Linked DNA regions of Homo sapiens: region 1 is linked to region 2. A link is an interaction called in ENCODE POLR2A ChIA-PET data of the cell type or tissue named here. Cell type or tissue: GM12878. All regions are shown on one strand. Links, peaks and the distances in the headings refer to the core of each region. The heading gives the core; the rest is flanking DNA.

Region 1 (5,384 bases), core at 155-5,154, 330 kb after region 2:
CTGAGGCATAAGAATTGCTTGAACCTGGGAGGCGGCGGTTGCAGTGAGCCGAGATCGTATCACTGCACTCCAGCCTGGGCAACAAAGCGAACCGTATCAAAAACAAACAAACAACAACAACAACAAAAAGATCCATTCTACCAGACCTAAACCATTTAACAAGCACATACTACAAAATACACTATTAGTCGGCCGGGTGTGGTGGCTCATGCCTGTAATCTCAGCACTTCAGGAGGCCGAGGCAGGTGGATCACGAGGTCAGGAGATTGAAACCATCCTGGCTAACACAGTGAAACCCCATCTCTACTAAAAAAACAAAAAAATTAGCGGGGCGTGGTGGCGGGCACCTGTAGTCCCAGCTACTCAGGAGGCTGAGGCAAGAGAATGGCGTGAACCCAGGAAGGCGGAGCTTGCAGTGAGCCGAGATCACACCACTGCAGTCCAGCCTGGGAAACAGAGTGAGACTCCGTCTCAAAAAAAAAAAAAAAAAAAAATACACTATTAATCATTATGGAAGGTTTCTAATGTAGGTAAGAAATGGTTTACTCCATTTATTTCCGCCTTCAAGATAACCCACAAACACGATTCTTAAAAATTACCTGGATACTGACTGTAACAGAACAATCATAATAGAAGTTATTTTTAGCCTCAAGGGGAATTCATAAGGTCCTAAAACATTATGAGTGGCCTTAAAGGCTGAGAGTGTGGCGGGGCACAGTGGCTCACACCTGTAATCCCAGCACTCCGGGAGGCCGAGGTGGGCGGATACCTGAGGTCAGGAGTTTCACACCAGCCTGACCAACATGGAGAAAGCCCGTCTCTACTAAAAATACAAAAACTTAGCCAGGCTTGGTGGTGCATGCCTGTAATACCAGCTACTCGGGAGGCTGAGGTAGGAGAATCGCTTGAACCTGGGAGGCGGAGGTTGCAGTGAGCCAAGATCACACCACTACACTCCAGCCCGGGCAACAACGGCGAAACTCCATCTCAAAAAAAAAAAAAAAAACAAAAAGCTGAGAGTTTGATACATGCATGGCGGGTTCAAAGGCTTTGAGACTTGGTTTTAACATAACCTCAGATGCTCTCTAATCTTTGGGTATTTGTAAGATGGAAGAATAAAACGAGTGAAGACGATATGATACAAACAAATCATTCTATATTTTGACCCTCACATAATAAATCCTCTATTCTTTTTTTCTTTACAGCTCAAACTGTTTCCATTTTATTTTCTTTACAAATTCTTAATTCTTAAAGCCTATTTGTTTATAGGAACCACTTGCAATAGTACTAATAGCTGCTAACATGTATTGTGTTCCTGCTATGCGTCAGGTACATTTCAAATAATTTGAATACACTATTAACTTATGTAATACAATGATATCTATGAGAAGCATTATTATTAATACCCCCGTTTAACAGATGAGGAAACAGGCCAAATAAGTTGTCCAAGGGCATAAAAATCTAAATGCAGGCGGCCGGGTGCAGTGGCTCACACCTGTAATCCCAGCACTTTGGAAGGCCAAGGTGGGCGGATCATGAGGTCAGGAGATCGAGACCATCCTGGCTAACATGGTGAAACCCCCGTCTCTACTAAAAATACAAAAAATTAGCCAGGCGTGGTGGCAGGCGCCTATAGTTCCAGCTACTAGGGAGGCTGAGGCAGGAGAATGGCATGAACCCGGGAAGTGGAGCTTGCAGTGAGCAGAGATCACGCCATTGCACTCCAGCCTGGGCGACAGAGCGAGACTGCCTCAAAAAAAAAAAAAAAAAAAAAAATTAAATGCAGGCAATGTAGCTAGTCACTCACTGCTTAGTACTCTTACCTATATGTTACATATAGTATAGTAGGAGGAATGCTTCCCCAAATGACTACTGAAATACACACATTATACTATAAAAACTGTACTGTATTAGTTATAACTACTAAGTGATTATGTTCCCAGGCAAACTCAAAAAGCCTACTTTGTCACAATTTAGTTAGATGAAGACTACAGTAGAAAATTTAGATGGGAGCATCTAGCAACTTAATAGATCTCTTAATCCATTAACTGAATGTCAAGTACTCTGGCTTTCCTTTTCCTTCATAAAGGTAAATCGTTTGCCTTATGCTTAAAATGATCAAACATTATGTAAGGTGTTTTTGCTCAAAAATAAAATAAAACACAGCAGTTTTTCTAAGGTTAAACGGATTAAGAGTTGAAAGAAAAAAAAGCAGGACAGGCGCAGTGGCTCACGCCTGTAATCCTAGCACTTTGGGAGGCCGTGGAGGGAGGGGGGGATCACTTGAGGTCAGGAGTTCGAGACCAGCCTGGCCAACAAGGCGAAACCTCGTCTCTACTAAAAACACAAAAATTAGCTGGGCATGGTGGCAGGTGTCTGTAATCCCATATACTTGGGAGGTTGAGGCAGGAGAATCGCTTGAACCCAGGAGGCAGAGGTTACAGTGAGCTGAGATCACATCACTGCACTCAAACCTGGGTGATGGAGTGAGACTTCATCTCAATAAAAAAAAAAAAAGAAAGAAAAAAAAAGGAAAGGAAAAGAGATTCAAGCAGACAAGCGTACATATGTGGGAAAAAGGCAGATGGAATTAATTATGGCAGGAGCAGTGAGAGTTTAGAGGAAAATCAACAGTAAGTATAGGGAAATTCCCCTACAGGCACGATGAGAAACGGGTGGTGGGAAAAAGCAGACAGTGGCAGAGAAGCAGAAGTGGGCATCGCCTTCCTATATCAGTTGCCAAAAATATTACCACCCAGAAGAACATGATGGCAGCTAGAGAAAGGGAAACAAAAAGCTGGTTCTTTGAAAACATCAACAAAACTGACGACTTTTCAGCTAGACTGACCAAGAAAAAAAGACCAAATTACTACATTCAGAATGAAAATAGACATGTTACTAATTACCTTACAGAAATAAAACCCATTGGCCAGGCGTGGTGGCTCATGCCTGTAATCCCAGAACTTTGGGAGGCCAAGACAAGCGGATCACTTGAGGTCAGGAGTTCGAGACCAGCCTGGGCAATATGGTGAAACCCTGTCTCTACTAAAAATACAAAAAATCAGTCAGGCGTGGCGGGCACCTGTAATCCTAGCTACTTGGGAGGCTGAGGCAGGAGAATCGCTTCAACCCAGGAGGTGTGGATTGCAGTGAGCCAAGATTGCACCACTGCACTCCAGCCTGGGCGTTGCAGCAAGACTTGTGTCTTGGGAAAAAGAGAAATAAATAAAACTGATCATAAAGGACTACTATAGGCTGGAAGTGGTGGCTCACATCTGTAAAACCAGCACTGTGAGGGGATGAGGTGAGGGGAATTACTTCAGGCCCATGAGTTCGAGATCAGCCTGGGCAACACAGGAAGACCCTATCTCTATTGAGAAAAAAAAATTAATTAAAATATGTTTTTTAAAAATCCTATTTCTATACACTTGGAATGAATAATCTGACAAAGAAATTAAACAAACATGACCAGGCATGGTGGTTCACGCCTGTAATCCCAGCAATTTGGGAGGGTGATGCTGGCGGACCACTTGAGGTCAAGAGCTCAAGACCAGCCTAGCTAACATTGTGAAACCCCATCTCTACTAAAAATACAAAAAATTAGCCTGGGATGGTGGCATGTGCCTGTACTCCCAGCTACTCAGGAGACTGAGGCAGATAACTTGAACCGGGAGGCGGAGGCTGCAGTGAGCCAAGATCATGCCACTGCACTCCAGTCTGGGTGAGAGAGAGACTGTCTGAAAGGGGGGAAAAAAAAGAGAGAGGAAACATGAAATAAACATGAGGGAGTAAACCTGCTTTCTAACAGTAGTGTCCAATCCTTTGGCTTCCCTGGGCCACACTGGAAGAAGAATTGTCTTGGACCACACATAAAGTACACTAACACTAATGATAGCTAATAACCTTAAAACAAACAAAAAAAATTGCACAATAGTCTCATAATGTTTTAAGAAAGTTTATGAATGTGTGTTGGGCCACATTCAAAGCCATCCTGGGTCACATGTGACCCACGGGCTGTGAGTTGGACCAAGCTTGTTTATAAGAACCCACTTTTTGGGTAACTAATCCAGTCCCAGAAGAGTGAGAACTCACTCTCACAAGATGGCATTATCTATTCATGAGGGACTGGCCCCATGATGGAACACCTCCCAGTAGGCCCCAATTCCCAACACTGCTGCAATGAGAACCAAACTTCAACATAAGTTTTGGTGAGGACAAACCTTATCCAAATAATGGCAATGTCCACACAAAAATTTGCACATAAGCCAGGAATGGTGGCTCACTCCCATGATCTTAGCAATTTGGAAAGACAAGGAGGGAGGATGCCTTGAGACAAGGAATGCAAGACTAGCCTGGGCAACAACTGCAAGACCCCATTTCTACTAAAGATTTAAAAATTAGCTGGGTATGGTAGCACGTACCAGTAGTCTCAGCTACTTGAAAGACTGAGGCAGCAGGATTCCTTAAGCTCAGGAGGTAGGCAACACAGCAAGATATCCCGTCTCAAAAAAAAAAAAAAAAAAAGAAAGAAAGAAAAAGAAAAGAGAAATTTGCACAAGAATGTTTATAGCAGCATTATTCACAATAGCCAAAAGGTGAATCAAACCTTTTTTTTTTTTTTTTTTTTTTTGAGATGGAGTCTTGCTCTGTCACCCAGGCTGGAGTGCAATGGTGCGACCTCGGCTCACTGCATTACTGCAACCTCCGCCTCCCGGGTTCAAGCAATTCTCTGCCTCAGCCTCCCGAGTAGCTGGGTTTATAGGCGCCTACCACCAGGCCCTGCTAATTTTTGTATTTTTAGTAGAGATGGGGTTTTACCATCTTGGCCAGGCTGGTCTTGAACTGCTGACCTCATGATCCACCTGCCTCGGCCTCCCAAAGTGCTGGGATTACACGTGTGAGCTACCACGCCTGGATTTTTTTTTTTTTTTTTTTTAAAGACCGAGTCTCACTCTGCTGCCCAGGCTGGAGTGCAGTGGTGCCATCTCAGCTCACTGCAACCTCTGCCTCCTGGCTTCAAGCAATTTTCCTGCCTCAGCCTCCTGAGTAGCTGGGATTAAAGGCATGTGCCACCATGCCCGGATAATTTTTCTATTTTTAGTTGAGATGGCATTTCACCATGTTGGCCAGGCTGGTCTTGAATTCTTGACCTCAGATTATCTGCCCACCTTGGCCTCCCAAAGTTCTGGAATTAGAGGTGTGAGCCACTGAGCCCAGCCCAACCCCATTTATTATCAACTAACAAACGGATAAACAAAATTTGGTACACCTATACACTACAGTATTATCTGGCCATAAAAGGTATAATGAAAGCCAGGCATGGTGGCTCACACCTGTAATCACAGTACTTTGGGAGACCAAGGCCAGAGATCACCTGAGCACAG
Region 2 (5,384 bases), core at 118-5,117:
ATTTTAAAAAGGCACACATACATAACTACAAGAAGATGACTGGGATACATATAGAATATAAGTCCAAGAAACCATGAAGGAAAGGACCAATAATTTTAACAACCAAAACCAATAAAAGTTTCTATAAAACCAAAAATACACCATAAAATGAAAATACAACAAACTTGAAAAACCATGTGCAATATCAGGGCTAGTTTCCTTAATTTACAGAGAACTCTGAAAAAATCAGTATGAAAATGGCAACCTAGAAGAAAAGTGAGCGAAGATTACATTCACAGGAAAATACAGAACCAATAAGCAAATAAAAAATGGAAGTGTAAATCAAAACAATCTTATACCTATCAGGAGATTGGTAAAATTAATTCATCCAGCCAGACACGGTGGCTCACGCCTATAATCCCAGCACTTTGGGAGGCCAAGGCAGGCAGATCACCTGAGGTCAGGAGTTCGAGACCAGCCTGGCCAACATGGCCAAACCCCGTCTCTACTAAAAATACAAAAATTAGCTGGGCATGGTGGCAGGTACCCGTAATCCCAGCTACTCAGGAGGCTGAGGCAGGAGAATTGCTTGAACTCGGGGGGTGGAGGTTGCAGTGACCCAAGATAGCACTAATTCACTCCAGCCTGAGCAACCGAGCAAGACTCCATCTCAAAAAAAAAAAAAAAACAATTAGCCAGGAATGGTGGTATGCACCTGTAATCCTAGCTACTCAGGAGGCTGACACAGGAGAATCGCTTGAACCCAGGAGGTGGAGGTTATAGTGAGCCGAGATTGCCCAGCCTGGGCAACAGAGCAAGACTCCATCTAAAAATAATAATAATAATTCATCCTGGTTAATTTGAATATTCATATTCAAACAAGTATGCAAAATTTCTGTACAGCATGTTTACTGGAATACTGTAACAGCAAAGAAAAAAGTAATGCAAAGTATTTATCAGTGTTGTTCCAATTAAATGATACAATGAGTACATGAGATCCTATACAGCTGTTAGAAAGAATAAGGTAGATTTCTACATGGTGATTTGGTGAACCAACCAACATATATTGAGATGAAATCAAGCTGTAAACAGGGCAAACCTTTCCATCTAATATCCTTCTAGATCTGCTTGCCTGAGCTAAGGGGAGAAGGGGAGGTGAGAATTGGAAAGGGAGATGGAGATGCGGCCTGAGCTGGAGAGGCTCACTTTCCAGAAGGTAAGCAACACCATATGCAAACTCTACTTCACAGTTTTGTCTGAGGCCACTCTGTCAACACCTTTAAAAAAAAAAAAGGGTGATTAGCTTTCACATTAGAGAACTGATTGTACATATGCAACACAGAAAACTCTGAAAGTAAATATAACCTACCCTTATATGTAAAGTTCACCAGTAAATTCCTGTTTCTCAACTGTCTTTTCTTTTTTTGTTTTTTCTTTCTTTAGATGGAGTTGCACTCGTTACCCCAGTTGGAGTGCAATGGTGTGATCTCGGCTCACTGCAACCTCTACCTCCCAGGTTCAAGCAATTCTCCCGCCTCAGCCTCCCAAGTAGCTGGGATTACACACATGCGCTATGCTGGTCTGGATATAAGCAAGTGTTAACTACAGATACTGGTCCATCCTTCCTTAGTCCCGATGTATATCCCCCCAGGTCAATACTGTGTTGGTTAAAATGAAATACTAGTCCATCCTTCCTTACTCCTGACGTGTATCCCCCCAGGCCAATACTGTGTTGGTTAAAATGAAAAGATATTTTACTAAGATTTTCTTATTTTTTAAAAATTTGAGACAGGGTCTCACTGTGTCACCAAGGCTGGAGTGCAGTGGCACAATCATGGCTCACTGCAGCCTCGACTTGCCAGGCTCCAGCAATCCTTCCACTTCAGCTTCCCCAGTAGCTGGGACTGCAGGCACCTGCCATCATGCCTGGCTAATTTTTGTATTTTTGGTAGAGACGAGGTTTTGCCATTTGCCCAGGTTGGTCCTGAACTCTTGAGGTTAAGAACTCCACCTGCCTTGGCCTCCCAAAGTGCTGGGATTATTGGCATGAACCAACAAGCATGGCCTTTTACTAAGATTTTTATAAAAGAAATTAAATACAGAAATGACCACCTCTGTAGCCTCTGAACACAGAAATTTAAGAAAGCACAAGCACATTGGCTTTTATAAAGAAAGGGAGACTTGTTTTTATCAATGTATTATCCATCAAAATTGTAAAACATGGCTATTTTAAAATCTCTTTTTAATTCATTAAATCAACAAAATCAGACTCCACCACCACCCCTAAAAAAAACAGAGCTTCTGGAGGGCAGAAATCTTAGTCATCATCATCTCTGAACACCACCTATATTGCTTAGCCACAGCACTCATAGAATAAATATTTACTGAATTCTTGACAATGTTTATTTTCTCTACATCTATATGTGCCAGGAACAAGTAAATCAACCAGAATTTTAAATTATACTTCAGTCTTAATTAGCCTCCAGTAAAATGAGAAAGTATATTTATAAATAGGACATTCCTCAATAGTGCTACACTTCTGTGGAACTTTCTTCCTGTACACTTGAGCTGTTTTAAGTACTACTCCGTTTTCAGTTAACAGTTTCCATTTTAAAATCACTGGGGGTTTTTTTGAAAATAGAATGAACACAGTTCTCTTTTGGTGAGGACCCAAGAACAAGTGTCAACACAAACCAGCAGCTAGGCACTAGAAGAAAAAAACTTAACCAGTCCCACCGCACATTTAAATCCCTTGGTCTCCAGAGACATTAAGAAGCTGCTCTATCCTAGGCAAGACAGAACAGTTTTACTGAATCAGAATTTTAGTACATCTGCCTCAATGAGGTCTTTGATAGAAAGTAATTTAAAACAAAGTTTCATCTTGTATGTTTCATTGACTTGTTCATCTCCCCGATATATATCGCTAATGTTAGAGAACAATGCTAATACCAAAGTCACGGGGGGCTTGATCCTTGAGGACAAGCAGCTTCAAGACTTGTTTCTCAAAAATGTGCAACAGGTCACAAAGGTCTAAGTCATGAAAACATAAATAGTTTACTAACAAAATTCAAAATAGCCAGGCACGGTGGGCTCATGCTTGTAATCTCAGCATTTTGGGAGGCCGAGGTGGGTAGATCACCTGAGGTTAGGAGTTTGAGACCAGTGTGGCCAATATGGTGTGAAACCCAGTCTCTACTAAAAATACAAAAATTTGCTGGGCATGGTGGTGCACGGCTGTAATCCCAGCTGCTTGGGAGGCTGAAGCAGAATTGCTTGAACCTGGGAGGGTTGTAGTGAGCCGAGATGGCACCATTGCACTCCAGCCTGGGCAACAAGAGCGAAACTCCATTACAAAAAAAAAAAAAAAAAAGAAAATTCAAAATAATCGAGGAGCAGTAAGGGAAGCAAACATAGGCATAGATGAAATAAAACGGACAATAAGTTGATAATTATTGAAGTTGGGTTATAGGTTCTGGGGAGTTCCTATGCTACTTTTTTTTTTTTTGAGACAGAGTTTTGTTCTTGTTGCCCAAGGTGGAGTGCAGTGGCACAATCTCGGCTCCCTGCAACCTCCACCTCCCAGGTTCAAGCGATTCTCCTGCCTCAGCTCCAGAGTAGCTGGGATTACAGGTGTGTGCCACCACGCCCGGCTAATTTTCTGTATTTTTAGTAGAGATGGAGTTCCACCATGTTGGGTAGGCTGGTCTTGAACTCTCAACCTCAGGTGATCTGCCTGCCTCAACCTCCCAAAGTGCTGGGATTACAGGCGTAAACCACTGCACCCGGCCCCTATGCTACTTTTTAAAAATATTTTTATATTTCCATAATAGTCATTTAATTTATATGTCAGCATTTTCCCATTTTTGTGATAGCAATCTGACTCCAGGTATATATTAAGCAACATGGTTTATAAGTGACTTTCTATGTAGCATTAAGGGCAAAATAAACAAACATGTCTGAAGCTCTCAAACAATTCTTAGCACAGAAAAGCAGTGAAAGAACATGAATGTTGGGAAGGCAAAAAGCAATTCCCCTTATTCTGCAGGTCCAGGTCATTTTCTCTCCTCTACAACTAATACAACCTTTCCTGGTAGGGATTGGCAGTAATAACTCAGTTGAGTCATACTGTTGCTATATGTGGTGAGGGAATTTTCCAGTGCTGTTAACCAATTTATCATTGCTGTTAGAACCTTAAACACTCCAGCTCATGCAAGTCTCTAAGAGACAGAGGGAGTTAAAATAGCCGATAGAGTCTCTAAAATGTTTTTTTTTTAATTTATTTATAGAGACAGGGTCTTGCTGTGTTGCCCAGGCTGATCTTGAACTCCTGGGCTCAAGTGATCCTCCCACCTTGGCCTCCCGAAGTGTTGGGATTACAGGCGTGAGCCACGACCTCCGGCCCGAATGTAAGATATTAATATTAAGGGAAGCGGGGTGAGGAGTATACTGTAACTTTGTATTACCTTTGCAACTTTTCTGTAAGTCTAAATTTATCCCAAAATAAAAATATTTACTTAAAAAATGTCAAGTCCAAAAGAACTTTAAAAAATAAATAAATGAATGGGGGGATTTTTAGGGCAGTGAAACAATTCTGTATACTACTACAGTGGTAGATACATGTCATTATACATTTGTCAAACCCCATAGGATGTACAATACCAAGAGTGAACCCTAATGTAAACTATGGACTTTAGGTAACAATGACTTTTCAATGTTAGGTTCGTTGACTATATAACAAAGTTTAACACTCTGGTGTCGGATAGTAGGGAAGCTATGCATGTGTGGGGGCAGGGGATATATGAGAACTCTATACTTTCTTCTCAATTTTCCTGTGAACCTAAAACTGCTCTAAAAAAATGATATTTTAAAAAAATAAACTAAAAAACTGGATGTGGATCAATGAAACAAGACTGGCCAGGAGTTAAAGACCATTGAAACTGGATCATGGGTAACTGAAAACTGTTGAGCCTACTTTTGTGTATATTTTTTAAACCTATAATAAAAAGTGTTTTTACAAAGCTTGTATCCTTAAGAATTATATTTCTATCACTCTGTCCTAAGGGACTGTCTGAATTGTGGATTACTGAAAATTTAAAAAACTATAAAGAACCCAAATGTTAGTAATTAAAGCTATGGTACATTCAAGCAATGAAACATACTATGTAGTAACATGGTATAGCTAGCAAAACTGGCCTCTTGCTAATAGTATCTCTATAGTAGATTTGGCTTATTCTGCTAGGCTATTCCACTGAAAACAAGGAAGGGACATCCCTGAAAAGGGTTAAATATTCCCAATTTTGTTGTTGTTGTTGTTATTTTTGAGGCTGAGACTCACTCTGTCACCCAGGCTGGAGTGCAGTGTCGCCATCTTGGCTCACTGCAACCTCCACCTCCTGGGTTCAAGC

The links. Peaks named below come from ENCODE experiments on the same cell type or tissue, not always from the same donor. Only the 100,000 strongest peaks of a DNase experiment are listed, where the experiment ranks them.
Region 1: POLR2A ChIA-PET joins it to region 2 with 7 read pairs; 5 of 35 experiments call an interaction of 5 or more read pairs at or near these places.

What each region holds. Positions count from the first base shown.
Region 1 is chr4:39,943,706-39,949,089 of GRCh38, forward strand. The region is part of intron 2 of PDS5A (PDS5 cohesin associated factor A); the gene reads right to left. Among named protein-coding and RNA genes, the nearest start is that of PDS5A, 32 kb to the right of the region's middle. In GM12878, for the core only: no CTCF peak of the experiment used is centred there; a DNase peak (open chromatin) is centred at 2,756; H3K4me3 peaks cover 776 bases; H3K27ac peaks cover 2,418 bases.
Region 2 is chr4:39,610,855-39,616,238 of GRCh38, forward strand. The region is part of intron 1 of SMIM14 (small integral membrane protein 14); the gene reads right to left. Among named protein-coding and RNA genes, the nearest start is that of SMIM14, 25 kb to the right of the region's middle. RefSeq lists an enhancer at 3,071-3,120. In GM12878, for the core only: no CTCF peak of the experiment used is centred there; a DNase peak (open chromatin) is centred at 2,707; H3K4me3 peaks cover 1,113 bases; H3K27ac peaks cover 4,350 bases.